Linked DNA regions of Homo sapiens: region 1 is linked to region 2. The links are chromatin contacts, found by Hi-C or POLR2A ChIA-PET in ENCODE. All regions are on one chromosome and are shown on one strand. The core of a region is the stretch at or near the end of the contact, and the rest is flanking DNA. Distances in the headings are between cores, read along the strand shown.

Region 1 (6,835 bases), core at 1,930-4,429, 130 kb after region 2:
CAGTCTGGCAGAGGACATTGGTGAGGTCTTCTGAGCCTAAACAGCCCTCAGCATCTGATCTGATCTGCAGATACAAAGACGCAAGTGTTTCCTTGCCTTTTGCTTACCATTTTAGCAAGACTCAGGCTGTCAGCAGGCTATGAAACGTATTCATCTTAGAAGGTGCTGCTTTAATTTATGAGCTATGCACTGACACAGGCTCTGTAGGAAAGGACATTCCCAGGCCATTATAAATATCATTTTGGCTGCATGATGAGGTCCTGTTTCAGGAAGTATTTCATAAAGAACCCTGACCGCTGCATAATGGCTTTTGCCTCTACTTCTGAACAATGGTTGATATGCAGGAAAAAGATCCACTTTTATTAACCCACAGTCACCAATTACCTTCATTTTATAGGAAATAGGTACAGTGAGGAATCCTTTTATGCCCGACCAACTGTAAGGATCACAGAGAACTTATGTTCAGTACCTTTTTGTTCGTTTGCTTTGGAATTACAACAGATGAATCTCTCAATATATCGATTCCAGAAAAAAGGTTAATTGACAACAAGATCTTCAAGCTGACTTTTTCACTTGGGCTGGCTCTGATTCCAAGAAAGTTTTCTGAAGTGTATTTTGTTTTCCAGATATTTTTCCTTTTCAAAACAGAATCCCATTCTACTTGCCGGAAAATGTGTTGTATTAAAGAGGATTAATACACATTCAAAGTGCAATCAGACTTTTATCCAGATAATACCTTGCTGTAACGGAAGTCCTTTATGTTAGCCACAGCTCTGAATTGCTGAGACATTCTATTGGATAACACATCTGTGAAGGCTCCAACTTAAATGTCACCTATTTAGCGGGGTTCAGTGGCTCATGCCTGTAATCCCAGCACTTTGGGAGGCCGAGGTAGGCAGATCACTTGAGCTCAGATGTTCCAGACCAGCCTGGGCAACGTGGTGAAACCCCATCACTACAAAAAATTAGCCAGGCATGATGGCATGTGCCTGTAGTCTCAACTACTCAGGAGCCTGAGGTGGGAGGATCACTTGAGCCTGAGGTTGAGGCTGCAGTGAGCTGTGATTGTGCCACTGCACTCTAGCCTGGATGACTGAGTGAGACCCTGTCTCAAAAAAAAGTCACCTATTCTGCGAAGTATCTATGAGCTCACCCAGGCAGAGTGGAGTCAGTAAAAAGTGAATTAAGCTATGCCCTTAGTTTACTTTTTTAATTAAAATTCTAGGTAGATCAAAATAAATAAATATTTTAAAAATTAAAGTATAAAAACACATGGGAAAGGTGTGTGTGTGTGTGTGTGTGTGTGTGTAAAGTATCAGAGTGGACAAGTCTTTTTAAGTGTAATGGAAAATTTAGAAGCAATTAATAAAAATTTTCCCACACTAAAAAAAATAGCCTCTCCTTAACTCTGAACTTTCAAAACATGCCCATACCTCAATTAAAATATATATCATATAGAGAGGATTTTAAATGATATGATAAATATGAAGAAATAAATATTTGAGGTGATAAATATGCTACTTAGCCTGATTTGATCATTCTACAAGGTATACATGTCTCGAAACATCACATTGTACCCACATATATATATATACAACTAATATTTTCCAATAAAAAGATAAAACAAGTAGTACATCACATGGCATTATAAGCATTTATTCATACACCCTTTTTCCCTCCTTATTGGACACATCCCCAAATCATACTGTGAATGACTAGGGTACAAATTAGCAACTACACATGCTATTTAACATGATCCTTGGACCACTATAATTATTCTGCAATTAAATGAATGAGTGAATAAATGAAGTGGTACTGGGTCCACTCAGTGTAAGCATTTAAATCAGTGGTCCCCTGGGTGAGCTGGGAAGGGGACACTGAAAATAGACAATCTAATTTTTCCTAAGGCAGCCCGCCAGGCTAGAGAACGTATAGGAGAAGACCGTGAGGGGAACAGCCATCTCCCCATGAGATGTACCGGGCAGAAGGGAATACCTGCTCTCCTACAGGGTAATTGGTGCTCAAATCAACCTAGAAATCCTATATTCTCTCTTCCTTTTAGTAGAAAGCCTCTCTGCCTGGCTAGAATTTCAACAGGCATATTTCCAACTGGCTTTATTATCGTGACCCAGATATAAATATCATGGCAGGAGCCCATGAGGTGGGAGCACAATTTATCCTAACTGAAAATAGAGGCGGAGAATCATCAGCCCTAGTATCCCTGATACTAGAGTGAGGTTTCCATAGCAACCAGCTGAGTCACTAATGAAAAAGAACAGTTGCACTATGACTAGGCTGACATTCTGTGACATTCTCTTATTTTACTGTAGCTCTAATGATGTCTTCAGTGGGAATGACAGAGAGAAAAGGTTCTGACCTCTCAATTAAACCTGTAGCTGACTTGACACGCTCTGCCTTTAGCCTAATGAACGTGAATTTCTGTGTGCAAATTCTGCCTTGGAGAAAAGCAACTTTGGAATTTGTCTGAATCATATATTAGACTTGTTGATTCCATTGTTCCTTTAATGTAGTCCCTTCTTTTCCAAATTAAGATGGAAACAGATGGGTCCCAAAAGCAAAACAGGAAGGGAAGACATTAGTGAAAAGACGTGACAAGGTGATGCTAATCTATCACTGATGACGCAAAATTGAAGAAAACAACCAGAAGTGGTTCTCTCCCTTCTTCAAACAGGAGGAACCACAGGTTATAAAGCAAGAAAGCTAGGAATCTGCAAAGATGGAGGGGACCTGCTGAAGACAAGGTCTGAGAGGTCCATGACCCACTGTATTCACTTACTAGTCACCATATTCAGAGCACTGAGCTAGGCACTACAGGGTGTTGCAAAGCAGAATACCTCAAGTCATTTAAAGTCTAAAACTAAAGGAGGGGTGAGATAGATTCGCAATTTTAAAATGCACACAAACTACACATGACCCCTTCTGCTGACAAGAAACATATACAGAAACCAGCACATTGATGATACAAGTTTTAAAAATTCAAATTAATAAAATAAAAAACTGCCACAACTTTGAGCATAGAAATGGAGTTTTAAAATAATCAAGATGGTCATTGAGTTTGTAAAACACTGAGAGTGCTTTACTTATGTTTTAGTTTCGTTTTGCTTTGTTTTGTTTCAAATGTACTTGTTTGCAAACACGTACCAACTTGTTTTAAGCCCAGCATTGGGTTCCTTTCATCTGCACAAGAAGGGCCACGAGGGCTGGTGTCAGCATTTGCTGCAAATTATATGGGAGTTTCTGCATTTGAGTGTAGGCATCTGCATCTCCTTATCAGCAGAAAAGAAGAGAGCTCATTCATTATTAAAACAGCCTTCTAGCTACTCTCTTTCCTCAGCACAACACTGCCAGACAAATTTTCTTAGTCTAAGTAAGACTTGAATCACGTTTTTCCTCTCCTCAAGATCTTAATTTACTGCTTTCTGCATGGCACTCTCCTAGTTAAGAAGAGATGATGGTTCCACATTACAAATCAAACCACACCCAACTCTGCTGCTTGATTTATAACGCGCCCAACAGCTTCGCCTCAGCATATCTATCCATGCATATTTCCTATGCCTCCCCAGTGGTAGTCCTTCCTTCCTGCCAGACCGTCTCTTTCCTGACCACAAAAAGGCATTATTACTAATTCTCAGCTCCATTGCATTCCACCAGCAGGAATTGCCTTCTCACTACCTAATCAGTCCTAATTCATCCTTGGAGAAAGTGCAAATGCCACTTCCTCCATAAAGGTGTTCTCTGAGGGGCTGCTGCTTGTGTAAACAGGGACTTCCATTCTGTTTGTACTTAACCATTTTCCTAACCTACTCTTATTTTTTCTGTTGACTAAATTGTTGACCCCTTGAGATCAGGCTTCCCGTTCTTTTCTTCTTTTCATGTATAGATGCCCATAGTACATTTACAGCCAGTCACGTATTAATTCAGTAAGTATCTATGGAACATTCGGCCAGGAGAGATATAAAGACCCATAAGGAGGCTTCACCTGGACATTTAGAGCTTGTAGTTGGGAATGTAGACAGGGGATGACAGGGACAAGGTAGTTCAGAACCAGACAATGTTCACATTTTAAAGCCCCCTCATGATTTTGGCCTTTTAATCTGCTTTGTCAGAGCTTCAGAGTTCCATGGAGGAGGAGAGGGTGGCAGGGGAGGCAGGATGCCTTCTTTGTCCTGATCAGAGCTGCTTCATTTTTATCTGCTTCAGGGGTTTAGATTTCTTAGACTTTGGATTAAAACTTCATCTAAAAGGGTACTTTTTGACTGAACAAAGGCTGAAAACCTCTTTTCTGGGTAGTGAAGATCCTTTCGCATTTTTAGGTGTGTTAAGAGCAAGCGTGTATCTGATGCTGGGTTGAGACTTAATCCATACCAGAAAGTTGGTGGATTGCTTAAACCCCCTTGACTCTCAAACTGTCATACATTGTTGACAGATGTTCTTTCATCTATTTGTTTGCTATTAAGAGTCAGAAGGCCGGACACGGTGGCTCACGCCTGTAATCTCAGCACTTTGGGAGGCCGAAGCAGGCAGATCACTTGAGGTCAGGAGTTAGAGACCAGCCTGGCCAACATGCTAGAACCTTATCTCTATTAAAAATACAAAAATTAGCTGGGCATAGCAGGGGGTGCCTGTAATCCCAGCTACTTGGGAGGCTAAGGCAGGAGAATCACTTGAACCTGGGAGGCAGAGTTTGCAGTGAGCCAAGATTGCACCACTGCACTCCAGCCTGGGCGACAGAGCGAGACTCCATCTCAAAAAAAAAAAAAAAAAAAAAAAAGAAGATAAGGGCAGTTGGTTTATATCTTTAATACTGAGGGAGTTTAAGAATATTCTGGCATTATATTTTGCCTCTGATTACTAAGAAATAAAGGTGCTCCTTCTTTGTGTGCATATTTTTTTGTTTTCATGGGAATATTTACTTTTTTTCCTTGTTGGACAGGGGAGTTATTTAAAGGAATGGTCAAAGAAAACTAAAAGGACCAGCTCTCCACCAATAGCTATAATAACTAAATCTATGCCTATGCAGAATCTTGTGAGAGAAAACCAAGCAGAAGGGACAATGAAAGTTGTATGGAAAGACAATAGCATGGATGAGAAGTCAGCAGTGAAGCAGCTTTTGCTGTTGTGTCAGAGCAGAAAATAGAAGAGTGGGCTGGCACAAGGCAGCAGCTACGCTCTGCTCAGACCAACTCTTCTCTGGACATTGCCACTCCAGGAACACAAACCCATGGTGGCCACCTCCTCAGCTGTTGCTGTGACACATTTTAGGATCATGAGTGGAAGGAACTCCCTGAGCATTTCTAGGTACCAAACCAATACAAACAAACTTCATTTTATGGAATTCCTCCCTGCTGAAGTAGACATTCAAAAAACATTCGTAATGTCCCAGCTCTTGGAAGAAACAGATGCAATGAGAGACCTCCCACTCATGGGTCTGCTTCTGCCACAAAGGTATAATGTGTGTGACAATCAAAAAGTATCATGTCAGAGTGGGAAGCATTCATGATGAAAAGTCAAACTGACCTAGGTTCAAATTCTGGCTCAGCTACTTGAAGATAGATGAATAATAAACAGGAATAATTTATATATATTTTTAAAACGAAAGTCTACTGGGAAACCCACTGAATGCTATATTTCTAAGACCCAGATGCCAATCCTATGCCGCTGTTCTTATAAGCCACTTCTCTTTGCACCTGTTGCTGTTTGCTTCCCTCATCCCAAACATACCAGACTGTGCAGGCTCCCCTCCTCTGAGTCCCCATTACACCCTGTCAATTTCCACATCCATCTGCGATTTCCTGGTTTGTGATTCTCAGTTTCTTTTGTCTTACTGCTAACCTAGAAATACTAGAGTTTAGGAAAGTCTCACTTGAAGGGACTAAAAGTCTCAACACAGCACTAAACAAGTCATCCATAGCGACAACACGATCACTGATCCAGTACAATATCTTATGGTGCCTAGAAAAGCACTCACAGCTATTACTTTCTCCTCAGCATTGTTTTACTGTTTATTGCCTGCCTTCCCTCTTATATGTGCACAAAGCACATTTCTCCTGTGAGTCAGTAAACTATACATCTGATTCGGCAGGGGTTTAACATTGTGCTTCACCTGTTTCATTCCCACAGAGAAGGTGGCACCTGGAGCTCAATCACATTTCCCAGTCTAAGACCTTCTCAATCTAATTCCATCTGACTGACATCATAGTGACAGGCTGTATCCTCAGAGAGAACAACAAAGAAAATCGTACCCTGATCTAAAATCCGTTGCTCACTTGTGAATGTTTCACAGCACCGTGGTTGAGAACCACAAGTTTATGAACTTGTCTGTCTGCCTAACATGACAATAAGATCCTTAATATCCTTAGGAAGAGGACTTGTCTTTTTCACCACTGTGTGTATGCCATGATGCTGGGCAGAGTAGGCACTCAAAAAGATTTATAAAATGAGTTTCAAGAGCAATAAAAATAATAGCATTTAGGTATTCACAGCTTCCCCCAACCATGTCAGCTGGTGAAGAAGGAAATACTCTTTGGTAATCATGGAGCCATGGCCTGGATTACTGTTGTAGATATCAAGGTAATGGAAAGAGTGGCTGAAATGAAAGGATTAGGGAAAAGCTAAATTAGTGTACATTAGAATAGCCTAGAACTCAAAGAAGGGCAATTAATAATAAAGGTGAAATTAAGGAGAGAGAGGGAGTGAGGGAGAAAAGCCAAGAAAAATAGAGATGAAGAAGGGATGGATGAGAAAAGAGACATTTGAGCGGATTCCTTTCTGTAATGAATACAATGAAAATAGAATGAAGGTAAAGAGGATGCTT
Region 2 (6,628 bases), core at 1,674-4,173:
AACAAACAGTTGACAACAGTATATTACAGAAGAAACGTGTTCTTTAAATTGGTGATTCTCATCGCCCAGAGAATTTTAAAATAGAGAAGCTTAGGCCCTGCTCCAAGCCTGAATCTCAGTGAATCTTCCTATAAGCTGTGGATGGAACTGGGGAGAGAAATCAGCAGCCGCAGAAAAAGATCACCAGTGCTTAGCTCTGTTTTCTCTGCTGTCAACTGGTTTTTCTTCTTGTCACTACCTTAATCCAAGCTTTATCCTGAGGCAATAAGGTACCCAATATAGTAATGCTAAATTAGTGTAATTTTAGTAATATTAAACAAAAAGAGAAATAAGCAGAACCAGGAACGTGCTATCAGCCTTCTACAAAGAATTATTATTCTAATAAAATAATTTTGTTAAGTTTGTTTTAAAACTTTTGTTAGTAATGCCATCTTAACTAAAAATGGTTAGAGGAAAGATAGTATTGTAAATCATATATAAATATAGATGGTTTTCCCCCACTATTTGTTAATGCTTTTGTGACTATGCTATCCCTTACTCAAAGATCCTCCCAAGAATGATGATGTATTGTTTTTTACTATTAAGATTTATGTTTATTTATTTTGAAAAGCAGTTTTCACATTGAATGGTCTAGGTTTAGATGCATGCCTAGAGCTAACAGGTGGGAAAAAGAAGAGAGATTTAGTTTTTGCTGTCTTCCCCAGTCTCCTCCTACACGGTTACCAGTGCTATTTAGCCTTTCAGTAGCTGCTCAAGGAATACACAATTAAATCCCCAGTGTCCACCCCCATAGGTCATACATGATTTGTATGATGTCCACAGTACCCACCAGCACAATTTCCTCTGCTACTCATACCCTCTTTGGGTCTCAAAAATTCCTAATAATTGCGTGCAATTCCCAGACTTACTACTAAACTGTATTATGTCTCACTGTTTTCCCACAAGCTGTTTTCTATGCCTAGACTGTCTTCTCCGATCTCATTATGTGCTCCTGGCAACCTTTGACTTCTGTTCCCGGAGCAAATGTTTTCTCCTTTGGGCAGTTTTCATTCACCCCTCCCGAATTCCCTACTACTTTCATTCCTTCAACCAATGAATATTGAGACTTCAAGTACAACTTCTATGATTACACAAATTACAATCAGTTGCAATCATTTATCTCTAAGCTAGTCTCCTCTAGATTCTTGATTACTTGAGAGCGTTTCTTTCCCTCCTCTTATTCCTCAGCCCCTAACACGGAGCCTGGCACGAGGGCAAGGGCTGGCCAAAAGCAAAAGACTCATCTGCTGCTGGGACACCAGGAAGCCAATCTGCATTGATTTTCCTTTCGGGCATTTCAAAGACAATTTGGTTTATAAAGTTGAGAATGAAGCCTCTAGCAAGAGCAGGCGAATTCCCCAGAGGGTTCGGTCTACAGAATCGCCAACGCCCCCGCCGATTACTCATCCGTGACTCCAGCGGCGTCTCAACCACCACCTCCAGAAAAAACGCGCCAAAATGTTTTACAACTGCCTCCTCCCACGCTTCAATGCAGACCAACTTCCCAAGCAGGGGGCGAGGGCTTGATTCCGAGCCAAGGAAAGGAAAGCTCTAGACTAGAAGTCACACTCCCTAGGGTCCCCTCGGAATCGCTCAGCTATAAGCAGTCTCCCACTTAATGTCTTGACGCCCACCCACCTCCAACCAGCTACCTATCGACCAAGCCTTCACTTGGACAGGCAACAATAAGCTGAAATTCCCGGGAAAACGATTACGTACTTGGCTGAAGAACAAGAAAGAAATAGATCCCTTCCCCATAGTCAGTTCGGCATCTCGACCCTGCAGTGGGACTGGCCGGGCAAAGTTATGAAGCTTGGACTTTATAAGTTCCCAGTGAAAAGCCGGAGCTCCCTAGAGAGTCGCGGGGATAGATGGTCCCGTGTCTTTCACCCACCATTTCTCCCCCCAGCTTCCCAGGCTACTCCGCGGCCTCCCAACCTCCTGGTCGCGAGTCCCAGCAGCTGGCACTCTTCCAATGCCCTGGGCGTGCCCTTACAGGCTGCCAGGGCGGACAGCCCCAAGCCTGCTTAGCCCCTTGCATCAGGACTTGGATCTGATGCTGCCATATTGAAAAGAAGGCAACAGCCGGCTCCTGACGCAGACCGCCTCAGTCCCGGGGGATGGAGCGCACTGCTTCTCCCGGGGGCGCTTGGTTGGTAAGAGCTTGAGTGTATCTCAAGTTCCCTGAACAAGCGTGGAGGGATTTTTCTTCCAAACCGCGCGGGAACGGATTTCAATTCTAGAGCGGCCAACAGTAAGCATAAGCCCTACCCAGCTGCAGCGGCTTCCTTCTGCTTGGCTGCGCCCAGCCTAAACAGTAAATAATGCAAGCTTTCTCTCTCTCCAAGCGCGACAGGGGCGAGGGCTGGAGCAGCTCCTTGCTCTTTGCTACTCTGGGCTCTGGAGAGTGCAACCTGGGGCTCCCACTTGGAAGACCGCGCTCCAGTCCCGCCAGTCCCCTGGGGCCCCAGAAAGTTTCTTGAAAGTGGAAACTCTTACCTGACCCAAAAGGTCATAGCCCAGCTCCTCGGCGATGGCCGAGGCTGCTTCCGGGCCCCCGGGGATCTCCGCTGCCCATTCATTGACAAATTGCCTTTTCGCTTTTGCACTGTTCAGTGCACACCAAGCGCAAAAGAGGACGAAAGCAGTGCACTGCAGACTCCAGGCTCTTCGCTCCATAGCTCACACACTCGCTTGAACAAGAGTGGGAAGGGAAGAGGAAAAAGAAGCAAGATAGGAGAAAAGCCAGACAGACTCCCCCTTCCCACCCTCGGGCTCTAGACCACTCCTGGCTCCTGGTTGCTCTGCGAAGAGCTAGGAGGCGCGAGAGGAGAGGCTGGGCGGCGGCGAGCGCTCAGTGAAGCGCTTCGGTCTCCAGGCTGAGTGGAGCCCCAGCCCTTCCCAGCCAGAATGGAAATGAGTGTTTACACGTCAAATCGACGAAAGCCATCTCTTGACGTCAGATCTACCTGGACTAAGATCCGAATGGTATTCCCGGCGGGGCGGAGAAGCGGCTAAAATAAGCAGCCAGGGATTAGGAAAAGGAAGGAACTGTTTGCTGGGATCAGTTAAGTCTGCTCCTTGTCTGCCCATAAATTCTGTACCGTGAGAAACATTTTCACTTTTCAAAGAGAAGTGCCCCACTTGAACATAACTACCAAGAATCAAAGGCTGGGAGTGCTTTCCCTCCCTTCCATCCATTTTCTCTGTATTTACTTTATTATCTCATGTGTGTGGCGGGGAGGGGGGGAGGCTATAGGATTCTTATAATGGCCCTTTGGGCATCAGCACCTGCTATGAAGAACAAGGCTCTTAGGTCTTTCAAAGAGAGAGGCTAGGAGAGTAAGGAGAAGAAGGGAAGCTACTACTGTCCCAATTCTGTTCTAAATTGTCTGAGAAAATTAGCATGTCTATGTTAAAGCAATACTATTAAAAATGAATTTTTAACCATTCAAGCCACCTTAGTTTACAAGTTTACTTCCCTCCTCCCCTTTGTTTCTCAACCTCAGTAAAACAATATCAGTAGTTATACTCCGATATTGCAAAGCCAGCGCCACCACCACCTTTTAGGGTGTTTATCAGTAAAATGATTAATCATGTGATTTTAAAAAAACATATTTTTAAGAATTCGTCAACAAGGGGATCTAGGATCCCAAAAGCTGTTGTGTTGATTCAGGGAGGGAAAGAGCAGTTTTTATTTACCTCGACTTTCCATTGTGCCTCAGTAGAGCTCTTCACTTTGGTGCTGAGCTGGAGCTGTGCCATTACTTTCCCATAAAATGCACAATGCCTCTTTGTGGAAAAATGGTTTCCTGTGGGAGGAGAGCAAGGAAACATCTAAATGAATTCTCCACCCCTCACCCTAGGGAAGTGAGTTCAGTCTCCCATGGTGGAGCCTATTCGAACCCTGAGGGATTGAACCTGGCGGGAGATACCAGTGCCTAGTATTCAGCACCGAGGTCTGGACAGCGACACACGCAGGACTGCCGCAGGAGCTGCTCTCTCTTCTGAGCACCAAAGACCTCCACCCTTCTGCAGCTGGCCAGCACCAAGCTGTTTTCCTTTTGATATGTGCATTTCCCTCTTTTGAACAGCAAAATAGGAAATTGGCCGCAGGGGGGAGTGTGGTTAGGTTCATGATCGTGACAACTTGTGTCCAGCTCTTGGGAACGTGTTGGACTCAGGCCAAAAGTAAAATCGCCGGGAGGTGGAATTGAGAGAGTATGCTGCACCTGGGAAGTTTGTTTTTTTTTTTGTTGTTGTTGTTGTTGTTTTTTAAAGCTCAACCGCCCGAGGGCGCGATCTATGCTGTAGAAATAGAAGAAAGGGGAGAAGGTTGGAAAGAAAGCATATAAACAAGTGGAGAAAGGAAGCAAGAGATGTTCCTTACAAGAAGCAAATGAGACAAGACTTGGTGGAGGATCAGGCTCTGTAGTGCTAATTTTTCATTTGCCTCCACGTTTGCAGAAATGTGCACTACATAATTTCTTTAAACATAAAGCATCTTTACAAAATCAAATGCCAATGTTAATAAGCCATGTGACATGGTTAAGTGTTTTACAATAATGTAACTCACATGAGATGAAATGGAATGGGCTCCGATTGATAGCTTTGTTGTCTGTTCTGTAAATCCACATGTGTGAATGTTGATGGCTGGGTAAGCTGTCTTCTTTTCCCTTCACACCTCGGCCTGAGTTGTGGCCTCAAGCTCTCAAGGGTGTTTCATTCTCACAGCAGACAGACACTAACTGTGCACTAGCAAGGCAAGAGAAGCCCAGGGCAAATGTTTTATAACGGTAGATGTGTCAGAGGAGGAACATATTTGTCCCTTTCTTATTATTGTTCAAGTAAATCAGTTTGGCAGAGTGTTGGCAATAGGGTCCGTGTCTCTCTCATTAATGAGGCATTTGTCTTAAATGGAGCACCATAGAAGCCTGGAATAAACATTTGGTTTATATACCTAACAGGGCCAAGTAAACTCTCACAAAAAGAAGATAATATCCTCATCCACACAATACAGATATCAGTAAGTTAATCTGCTATTGTCTGATTTTTATCCTATGAACCTCTTTGCCAGAACTTCTGGCATGCAGAAGAAATAAATTTCTGCCAAGACTAGAGGTGCAAGTAGATTTAGAATCCATTTTAACTTTTTGTTTCAAGGGCTAGTCCTACCCTGATTTGTAGATCATGGTAGTGACCTCCAGGCCCATCAGTGTTATATTTCGTATTATAAATTGGAAGAGCCAATTATCACCCTTAAGTTGGTTTTAATAGCATTTGATTCATGTGATTAATTTATATAGAAAACCGGATACTCCAGAAATTAAGAGGACGTGTTTCCATTATAAGTTATCAAGTGATTGCCATGCCTTTCATGATGCTCACAACTGCCCAGTGATACAGCTAAGCATTCATTAAGGTTTCTTGGAGAGTAAAAGAAGCTATTAAGAGCAGGAAGTAAGAATATGCTCAAAGGAGATCTATAGATCACCATATCTCTTTAGTCTTAGGAAACAAATGTTTTAAACATTTTGTTACTACGAAATAAAACATATACCCTTGGGCATACTAAACAATGTACCCAATATTTATCACAAAGTGGACACAGTGTAACCATTTGGGCCAAGAAAAACATTTCTAGACCCACAGAATAACAGAATAATATTCCTAGATCTTCAAGAGATGTTAAAGAATGGGTAAGGAAATAATGTAGGTTTAACATTTTCCAGTTATCATGTAGACTTGCCTGTTTGCTATGGGTAACATTAACTGCACATTAACTCAAAGGTGTAACAAATTAGTCTGTAATTAAACTAGAAGATTTTTGGTAGCAGAACACATTATAGGGGCAAACCTACCTATAGCAGTGTTTTCCAACATAGAAAATAACAATATTTGTGTGGCACACTGGGGTAAACTGGAGGAAATTTGAAGACATCTGTATGGAGCTGGGTGAAGAGATTCATAACATTTTCTTTACATGATACAATTATGATAACAAAATAAAATATAACATTTTGGGCAATACATTAAATTGCATATTAATAACTTTAAATTGAGAAATCTGAATATGCTTTCACCAATATAAGTTTTTATCTGAAGTTTTATGCTTAAAAAGGCTATATATCATTTCTAATTAAAACATTTTAATGACAAATGATCTTTTTATATTCTTAATAGCTGCTGTCAATGAAACTTTTTTGCAAAATTCTATTTTAAATAATATAGCCGTCTTTATTTTCTTGACATATTTATCATTGGAGTTCTATATGAAAATGCCTATAGATTCAGAATCCATCTAAATTTTACAGGTCAAGTATGACAAAATAATATTGAAATTGTAAATTGGAAAATACACACACCTTTTAGAGAAGTTACCATCTACCAACTTTACCACAAATTGAGAAAAGTATCTAGTATACACAAAGACTGATATTGGGGTTACCACTTAAAGATACACCTGCCAGAAGTCCCTGAATTACTTTCTCATGATATCTCCTCCCGTGACCAAATTTTGGTGGGTGTGCTATGCTAATTAAGTACTTAGAGTATGAACTCCTCCAGCAGATCCACAGACACTTTTCAC

Evidence for each region. A loop is a pair of places that touch in the nucleus more often than their neighbours do. ChIA-PET counts read pairs that join two places held with the same protein, here RNA polymerase II (POLR2A). Pooled maps may share reads with other maps.
Region 1: a loop to region 2 is called in a map of heart right ventricle, with 1.9 times the contacts of the local background. The contact joins the enhancer-like site here to the promoter of PCSK1 in region 2. A Hi-C loop is called at or near these places in 1 of 168 maps with a recorded cell type or tissue (heart right ventricle), 1 of 37 single-sample maps with no recorded cell type and 2 of 50 pooled maps. POLR2A ChIA-PET finds 5 or more read pairs at or near these places in 1 of 52 experiments (activated CD4-positive, alpha-beta memory T cell).

The regions. Positions count from the first base shown.
Region 1 is chr5:96,563,797-96,570,631 of GRCh38, forward strand. All of the region lies in intron 4 of LOC101929710 (a long non-coding RNA gene), which reads left to right. It also overlaps a transcript of CAST not described here. Among named protein-coding and RNA genes, the nearest start is that of CAST, 95 kb to the right of the region's middle. RefSeq lists a silencer at 2,315-2,515. Within about 2 kb of position 3,180, at least 3 of the 41 ENCODE cell types and tissues checked have a DNase peak (open chromatin) inside an H3K27ac peak, as active enhancers do.
Region 2 is chr5:96,430,325-96,436,952 of GRCh38, forward strand. It overlaps PCSK1 (proprotein convertase subtilisin/kexin type 1), which reads right to left and starts at 2,924. Exons shown (of 14, transcript NM_000439.5): 1 at 2,539-2,924. The coding sequence starts at 2,718. All of the region lies in intron 4 of LOC101929710 (a long non-coding RNA gene), which reads left to right. It also overlaps a transcript of CAST not described here and the pseudogene LOC102724070. RefSeq lists silencers at 3,801-4,095, 3,957-4,076.